Regions from separate parts of the Homo sapiens genome. Here region 2 is linked to region 1. Evidence: chromatin contacts called from ENCODE Hi-C or POLR2A ChIA-PET data. All regions are on one chromosome and are shown on one strand. Each heading gives the region's core, a stretch centred on a gene start or an enhancer-like site at or near the end of the contact. The rest is flanking DNA. Distances are from core to core; before and after follow the strand shown.

Region 1 (3,578 bases), core at 760-3,259:
ATCTTCTCTGTTTCTGCCAGTGATTCAACCTTTCTCTCAGTCACTAAAGCTCAGATATATTGTAACCACCCAGTGGGTTCACCTTGCCTGCTGCCTAGACAGAATCTATCAAGACAGGGGAATTGCAATAGAGAAAGAATAATTTACACGGAGCCGGCTGTGTGGGGGACCAGAGTTTCATTATTACTCAAATCAGTCTTCCTGAGCATTTGGGGATCACAGGTCTTTTTTTTTTTTTTTGAGATGGAGTCTCATTCTGTTGCCAGGCTGGAGTGCAGTGGCGCGATCTCAGCTCACTGCAACCTCTGCCTCCCAGGTTCAAGTGATTCTCCTGCCTCAGCCTCTCGAGTAGCTGGGACCACAGGTGCCTGCCACCATGCCCAGCTAATTTTTGTATTTCTAGTAGAGACGGGGTTTCACATGTTATCCAGGATGGTCTCGATCTCTTGACCTTGTGATCTGCCTGTCTCAGCCTCCCAAAGTGCTTGGATTACAGGCGTGAGCCACTGGGCCTGGCCCAGGGTGTTTAAGGATAACTTGGTGGGTGGGGGAAGACCAGTGAATTGAGAGTGCTGCTTGGTTGGGTCAGAGATGAAATCATGGCAAGTTGAAGCTGTCCTCTTGTGCTGAGTCAATTCCTGGGTGGGGGCCACAAGATCAGGTGAGCCAGTTTATCAGTCTGGGTGGTGCCAGCTGATCCATCAAAATATCTGCAAAATATTTCAAGCACTAATCTTATGAGCAGTTTAGGGAGGGTCAGAATCCTGTAGCCTCCAGCTGCGTAAGTCCTAAAACATAATTTCAAATCTTGTGGCTAATTGGTCCTATAAAGGCAGTCTAGTCCCCAGGCAAGAAGGAGGCTTGTTTTGGGAAAGGGCTGTTATGGTCTTTGTTGTAAACTATAAATTCCTCCCAAAGTTAGCTCGGTCTATGCCCAGGAAGGGACAAGGACAGCTTAAAGGTTAGAAGGAAGATGGAGTTGGTTAGGTCAGATCTCTTTCACTGTCTCAGTCATAATTTTGCAAAGGCAGTTTCAATATCACAGTTCCTCTCCTCCCTGCTTAGGGAGACAGTGTCCCATAATTGTTAAGAGCACACCCTCTGACTCAAGCCATCTAGGTTCAAATCCTAGCCCTTCCCTTCTCCAGTTGCCGAACTCGAACAAGTATTGTAGCCTCTTCAAGCCCCATTTTTCATATCTGTAAAGCGGAGATCGTAACAAACTGTACATGTCGATGATGTCCACAGAGTTGGATCAAGGGTTACGAATCTGACAGCCCAAACCTCCAGACTGGCTGTGCTATTATTTCAGTTATTCTGACATGGCTCTGATGCAATGTGGACGTCAACAAAGCATTAAAAGTGAGAGACAGATTAGTAAGCAACTCCCTAAGGGTGGATTTTTAAATATGCACTAAAATTGTGGAGAAGTTAATATACTATATTAGTTCACTAGGGCTGCCATAAAAAAGTGCCAGAAGGACGCTAGGTGACTCAGAAAACAAAAATTTGTTTTCTCACAGTTCTGGAAGCTGTGAATCTAAGATCAATGTGTCAGCAGGTTGACTTCTGAGGCCCCTCTCCCTGGCTTGTAGATCTGTGACTTCAGATTGTCTTCCTTCTGTGTGTCTGTGTCCTAATCTTATAAGGACACCAGTCAGATTACATTAGGACCCATGCCAATAACCTCATTTTACCTTAATTACCTCTTTAAAGCCTTTATGTCTGTTAAAGCAAACTATAGCCTGAGAAGGACTCCCTACTTCTATATTTGAGTCCTTGCGGATGAACCGTAACCTAACTTAATAGGCAGATAAAATTGAAAACCTAACTTAGTAGTATGCACCTGTAACAATAGCTAAATCCTAGCCAATCCCAGCAGCCATATTTCAACCATTCATACACTGCTTAGTGCTCAAACTGTGTTCAAATAAGGCAAACGCCAACCTCTAACCAATCCAGCCGTTCTGTACCTCACTTCCAATTTCTGAACGTCATTTCTCTTTTTTTTTTTGGTCTATAAATCTTCCACCACATGGCTGCGCTGGAGTCTTTGTGAATCTGCTGTGATTCTGGGGGCTGTCTGATTTGTGAAACGTTCATTGCTCAATTAAACTCCTTTAAATTTAAACCGACTGAAGTTTTTCTTTTATCATGTCCCAAAACAGGAACATTCTGAGGTACTAGAGGTTTGGAGTTCAACATATACATTTGGCGGAGGTTGCAGGAAGACAATTCAGCCCATAGCATGTACCTACCTAAGGTCTTAACTGGTAAACAAACAAACAAAAAACCAACCTAGTTATAGTTTTAAATTTGTTTCTATTTTATTTCCCATGAGGTAATCTAAAAGAACCTGGGGAATCCAGGTGCTTTTCAAAGCAGTACTTGTATGGTGTTTCATCATTACCTCTCAGCGGGAGGGAAATGAAACTCAGACGGGCCCATTTGGTTTCTATGATACCAGCTTTCCTCACCTTTCTTGGGGAGAGTGATTTTGAAACTATGGGCTACAAAAGACTTTTGGATTATGTGTGAGCTATGCTCTCTCTCTGGGACTCCTACTATGCTTTGTGATTGTGAAAATAAGTGATTCAAAATCTAAGCTGTTGGAACTCTAAATTATTTTGAGCCATAAGGAAATGTGAATTATGGGGCCTGAGTCACAAGACAGGCAGCTGTAAACTAGGCAGCTGTGAACTTTTTGTAATATTTTTGATTGTCTGAATTGTCTTTTCCCTTACCTACATTATTTTGTAAAATGTTGTGAATGGTTGTAGGACGTGCGACAGGTGTAGCTCACCTGCTTGGTCGCCCCAAAGCTCAAAGGAGGAGCATGCAGACAGGCAGGTGCAGAGGCCAGTACAAGCACTTTTGGGCTCCTGTCCCACGGCAGAGTCTAGGGGTGGGTCTCTGTGTCACTCGAAGCCCATGTAGGCATGTATTACAAAGCTCTTTCAGATTTGTTGTCTGCAGACGGCTTGTGTGTTAATCAGCTTAACGGACCCTCTGCCTTATTGTGAGGGCAGGGGGCCAGCGTGACAACTTTCTTTATCCCAAGCTCTTGTCCAGTGTCCTGAAAGAATCAGATCACACATGGGCTTGAAGGATGAGTGCAAGGTTTCATTGAGTGGTGGAGGTGGCTCTCAGTGAGATGGATGGGGAGGCAGAAGTGGGGATGGAGTGGGAAGGTGGTCTTTCCCTGGAGTCGGGCATCCAGCGGCCCAACTCTTCTCCAGCCACCCCTGGCCAAGCTCCCCTATGAGTCCAGACATCCTTCCTTTTCTCTCTTTCTCTGCTGCATTGTTCCACTGTCACTGGTCTGCTGGTTCACTGGTCCACTGGTCTGCTGGTCTTGATGTCCAGCTTCTTGTGTATGTGCCCGCTAAGGTCTTGGGTTTGTATGGGGGCAGGATGGGGGGTGCATGGCAGGCCAAAAGGCAAATTTTGGCCATGAAAACAGAAATGCCTGTCCTCCTTTAGGGCTGCCGGTCTTCAGGCTTGAGGGTGGGCCGTTTGTTGGGGAACCGCCCCCTTCTACCCAGTATTTCCCTGTTTCCTGTCCATATCAGTGAAGG
Region 2 (3,578 bases), core at 391-2,890, 70 kb before region 1:
CTTCCATGTCTGACTATTTTCTTTTTGTTCTAAGAGTTTTGATAAAGTTGCTTGGAATACTCAGATTGCATGATTACACACAGTTGGAGTCCTACAAAAAATTTCATGAAGGAATTGAGGATTATTAATCATGTGATCCATATTGAAGTCAAAGAAGATCTATATGACGAATAGCCTGTAAATGTATCTTCTGGTGTGTGTGTGTGAAGTGTGGTGGTATGATAGAAAAATCCTCAGTAATTATGTCTCTATTTATAAACTCTTCAGACTGAAGGTACTGGAGGACTTTGTTATTTAAATTAAATTTATGTGTAGCTTTTTTTTTTTTGGAAATGCAATACTCATCCCCTAAATTACATGTTCTGTAAGTTTTTTTTATGTTGCATTAAAAAAAATATGGTAGGGGCCAGACGCAGTGTCTCACACCTGTAATTTCAGCACTTTGGGAGGCCGAGGCAGGCAGATCACCTGAGGTCAGGAGTTCGAGACCAGCCTGGCCAACATGGCAAAACCCTGTCTCTACTAAAAAATACAAAAATTAGCCTGGTGTAGTGGTGGGCGCATGTAATCCCAGCTACTCGGGAGGCTGAGGCAGGAGAATCGCTTGAACCCAGGAGGTGAAGGTTACAGGGAGCTGAGATCGTGCCATTGCACTCCAGCCTGGGCAACAAGAGCAAAACTCTGTCTCAAAAAAAAAAAAAAAATGATATGGTAGGATAATGACATGAGAGTGACTCCTATCTAATGTTTGAAACATATCCTTACTGTTTACATTGAAAGCAATGATAACTCTGGGTACCACTACAACAATATTAAAATGAAAAAAGGGGCCAGGCGCAGAGGCTCACACCTGTAATCCCAGCACTTTGGGAGGAAAGGCAGGCGGATCACCTGAGGTCAGGAGTTTGAGACTAGCCTGGCCAACATGGCAAAGCCCTGTCTCTACTAAAAATACAAAAAAATTAGTCGGGTGTGGTAGATAGCACGTGCCTGTAATCGCAGCTACTCAAGAGGCTGAGTCATGAGAATTGCTTGAACCCAGTAGGCGGAGGTTGCAGTGAGCCAAGATCACGCCACTGCATTCCAGCCTGGGTGACGGAGTGAGACTGTCTCAAAAAAATAAAAATAAAAAATAAAAAAAGGAAAAGTCAACTTCTAGAAGTAACATGGCTAGCAGGCTAGTGGAGGTATTTTATACAACCTTCCAGACCACATACAAGTGGGCCGGACCCCCTCCTTAATTACTTATATGCCTGTGTGTGTTTCTGCAGAACTCATCTTGTTTCCTTCCCCAAAGTACTTGAAGTGTCTCCCTAAATAATTGGCTAGATGTAGGGCCAAGGCCAAATTCTTTCATTATATATATATTTTCTTTTTCGTAAAGTCTCAAGTTCCTTTTTCTTCATTCTCACTTCTACCATTTGGGCTTGGGACTTATTACTTGAGATCTTGGTTGATGCAATATTGTAACTAGTTTCCCTGCCTAGGGTTTCTTGTTGCTAGAAAATGACAGCCAGTTCTTGGCATAGATTTCAAGACCTCCCTGGGGATGCCTTGGAACCTCTGTAGAACTTCCAATCTCATCCCTCAACTTCAGCTACATTGGCCTCCTCACTTCTCCCGGGGCAGGAGGTGGGTCCTCCAGTCACTGAGCCCCTGTTCACACCAAGCTCTTGGCCTAACAGGCCCCTTTCTTCCTTTTTTTTTTTTTTTTTTTTGAGACAAAGTCTTGCCCTGTCACCCAGGCTGGAGTGCAGTGATGCAATCATAGCTCACTGCAGCCTCAACCCCCTGAGCTCAAGCAACTCTCCCACCTCAGCCTCTTGAATAGCTGGGACGACAGGTGCATGCCAGCATGCCCAGTTAATTAAAAAAATTTTTTTAAAGAGATGGCATCTTGCTATGTTGCCCAGGCTGGTCTCAAACTCCTGACCTACAGCAATCCTTCCACGTCAGCCGCCCAAAGTGCTGGTATTACAGAGTCAATATCAGCAATAAAGGACTGCTAGGAGGAAAATTGCTCGAACTCGGGAGGTGGAGGTTGCAGTGAGCCTAGATCACACCATTGCACTCCAGCCCGGGTGACAGTGCGAGACTCCATTTAAAAAAAAAAAACAAACTGCTAGGATACATTGTTAAATTGGGAAATATGGTAATATCTTATATTTATAAATACATGAGCTTGGTTTTCCAAGGATTGTTAATGATCGTTATTTTCATTAAGACTTTACTGAAGTGGAAATTCATTTTGCAACATGTCTTTTCCCAAACAGTCTTTATTTTCAAGCAAGATATATTGGGCCAAGTGAATTTGACCCAAGTAGTTAGCTCTCCATTTTTTGATGATTCTGTTGAGAATTTCTTTCTCATTATTTCATAAAGTGTAGCTGATTATGTTGCCTCTAGCTTGGCTGGCGTAAGCTAGATGCAAAGAGAGACGCTAACTAAGGTATTTTAAAAGACAGTTTTTCTTTATTGGAGTCGTTCAGACACTGCTTAAGGTTTGAACTCCAAACTGAACTTCTCTCTCATCTCCAGAGGAGGTCTCCCTGGATCAAGTTTGGGAGAATTTGTCTTAAGAGGCGTGATGAGAAGAGTTGCTGAAACTGTTATTTTAAATCATATCTGTTGGATGGAGAAAGAGAGTCAAACATTTTCTAGGATTATAAACTCAGCATTGGCTGAATCCAATTTAAAGAATCGCTTCTGGCTTATGACCAATGATGTACGAGAGGTTTGTTATATTTTTACTGATTTTTTTTTTCTTCTCCGTGTGAAAAAGGTGGGAAGGACTTTCTTGAAAGCTTTGAAAAATTACCAAGAATTCTGATATCTTTAAAGAACTCCTGCTATCATTTTTATCTAATTCTTTCTAGGCCTTTTGCATGTGAATAGACATTTTAATATAATTGCATATACAGTAACGTGGAATGTATAACATGATTTTTTCCGTAAATATTATAAGCATTTTTCTACAACATACCTAGCTTTTTGTGTATGTAATATGAAAGTCATTGAAATGAGATATAGACATTTTATGGCTTTTGAAATCTATCACCAAATTTAGAAAAAATAAAATAAAAAAATGAAATCTATTACCAAATTGTTTGACAGAAATTTTTAAAAGTATATTATTAAGCTACAATCAACTGTAAAGTTTGCTTTGTTCCAGATAAAGCATTTTATCTCATCCAGTAGAGAAACCACTTATTTATTTTTTTGGTATGAAATATTGTATTGGGTACTTTGGTGTTTAGAAGATTAACTGAAATGTCAGAAAAATAGACAGACTCTTAGAAAAGTCAGATTGAAGAATGTTTTATTTATTCATTTTAATTTTTATTTTTTAATTTCAATATGTTTTTGGGGCACAGGTGGTGCTTGGTTACATGAATAAGTTCTTTAGTGATGATTTCTGAGATTTTGGTACACCTGTCACCCAAGCAGGGTACACTGTACACAATGTATATTCTTTTATTCCTCACTCCTCTCCCACCCTTTCCCGAGTCCCCAAAGTCCATTGTATTATCCTTATGTCTTTGCATCCTCATGTTATATATATTTTTATAAACAATTTT

Evidence for each region. A loop is a pair of places that touch in the nucleus more often than their neighbours do. ChIA-PET counts read pairs that join two places held with the same protein, here RNA polymerase II (POLR2A). Pooled maps may share reads with other maps.
Region 2: a loop to region 1 is called in a map of MCF 10A, with 5 times the contacts of the local background. The contact joins two enhancer-like sites. A Hi-C loop is called at or near these places in 2 of 168 maps with a recorded cell type or tissue (MCF 10A and aorta), 11 of 37 single-sample maps with no recorded cell type and 8 of 50 pooled maps. POLR2A ChIA-PET finds 5 or more read pairs at or near these places in 7 of 52 experiments (Caco-2, HCT116, MCF 10A and 4 more).

The regions. Positions count from the first base shown.
Region 1 is chr21:29,231,327-29,234,904 of GRCh38, forward strand. All of the region lies in intron 1 of LINC00189 (long intergenic non-protein coding RNA 189), which reads left to right. Among named protein-coding and RNA genes, the nearest start is that of LINC00189, 40 kb to the left of the region's middle. RefSeq lists enhancers at 2,201-2,380, 2,811-2,910. Within about 2 kb of position 2,010, at least 6 of the 41 ENCODE cell types and tissues checked have a DNase peak (open chromatin) inside an H3K27ac peak, as active enhancers do.
Region 2 is chr21:29,161,996-29,165,573 of GRCh38, forward strand. All of the region lies in intron 4 of MAP3K7CL (MAP3K7 C-terminal like), which reads left to right. Among named protein-coding and RNA genes, the nearest start is that of LINC00189, 30 kb to the right of the region's middle. RefSeq lists a silencer at 2,373-2,667. Within about 2 kb of position 1,641, at least 11 of the 41 ENCODE cell types and tissues checked have a DNase peak (open chromatin) inside an H3K27ac peak, as active enhancers do.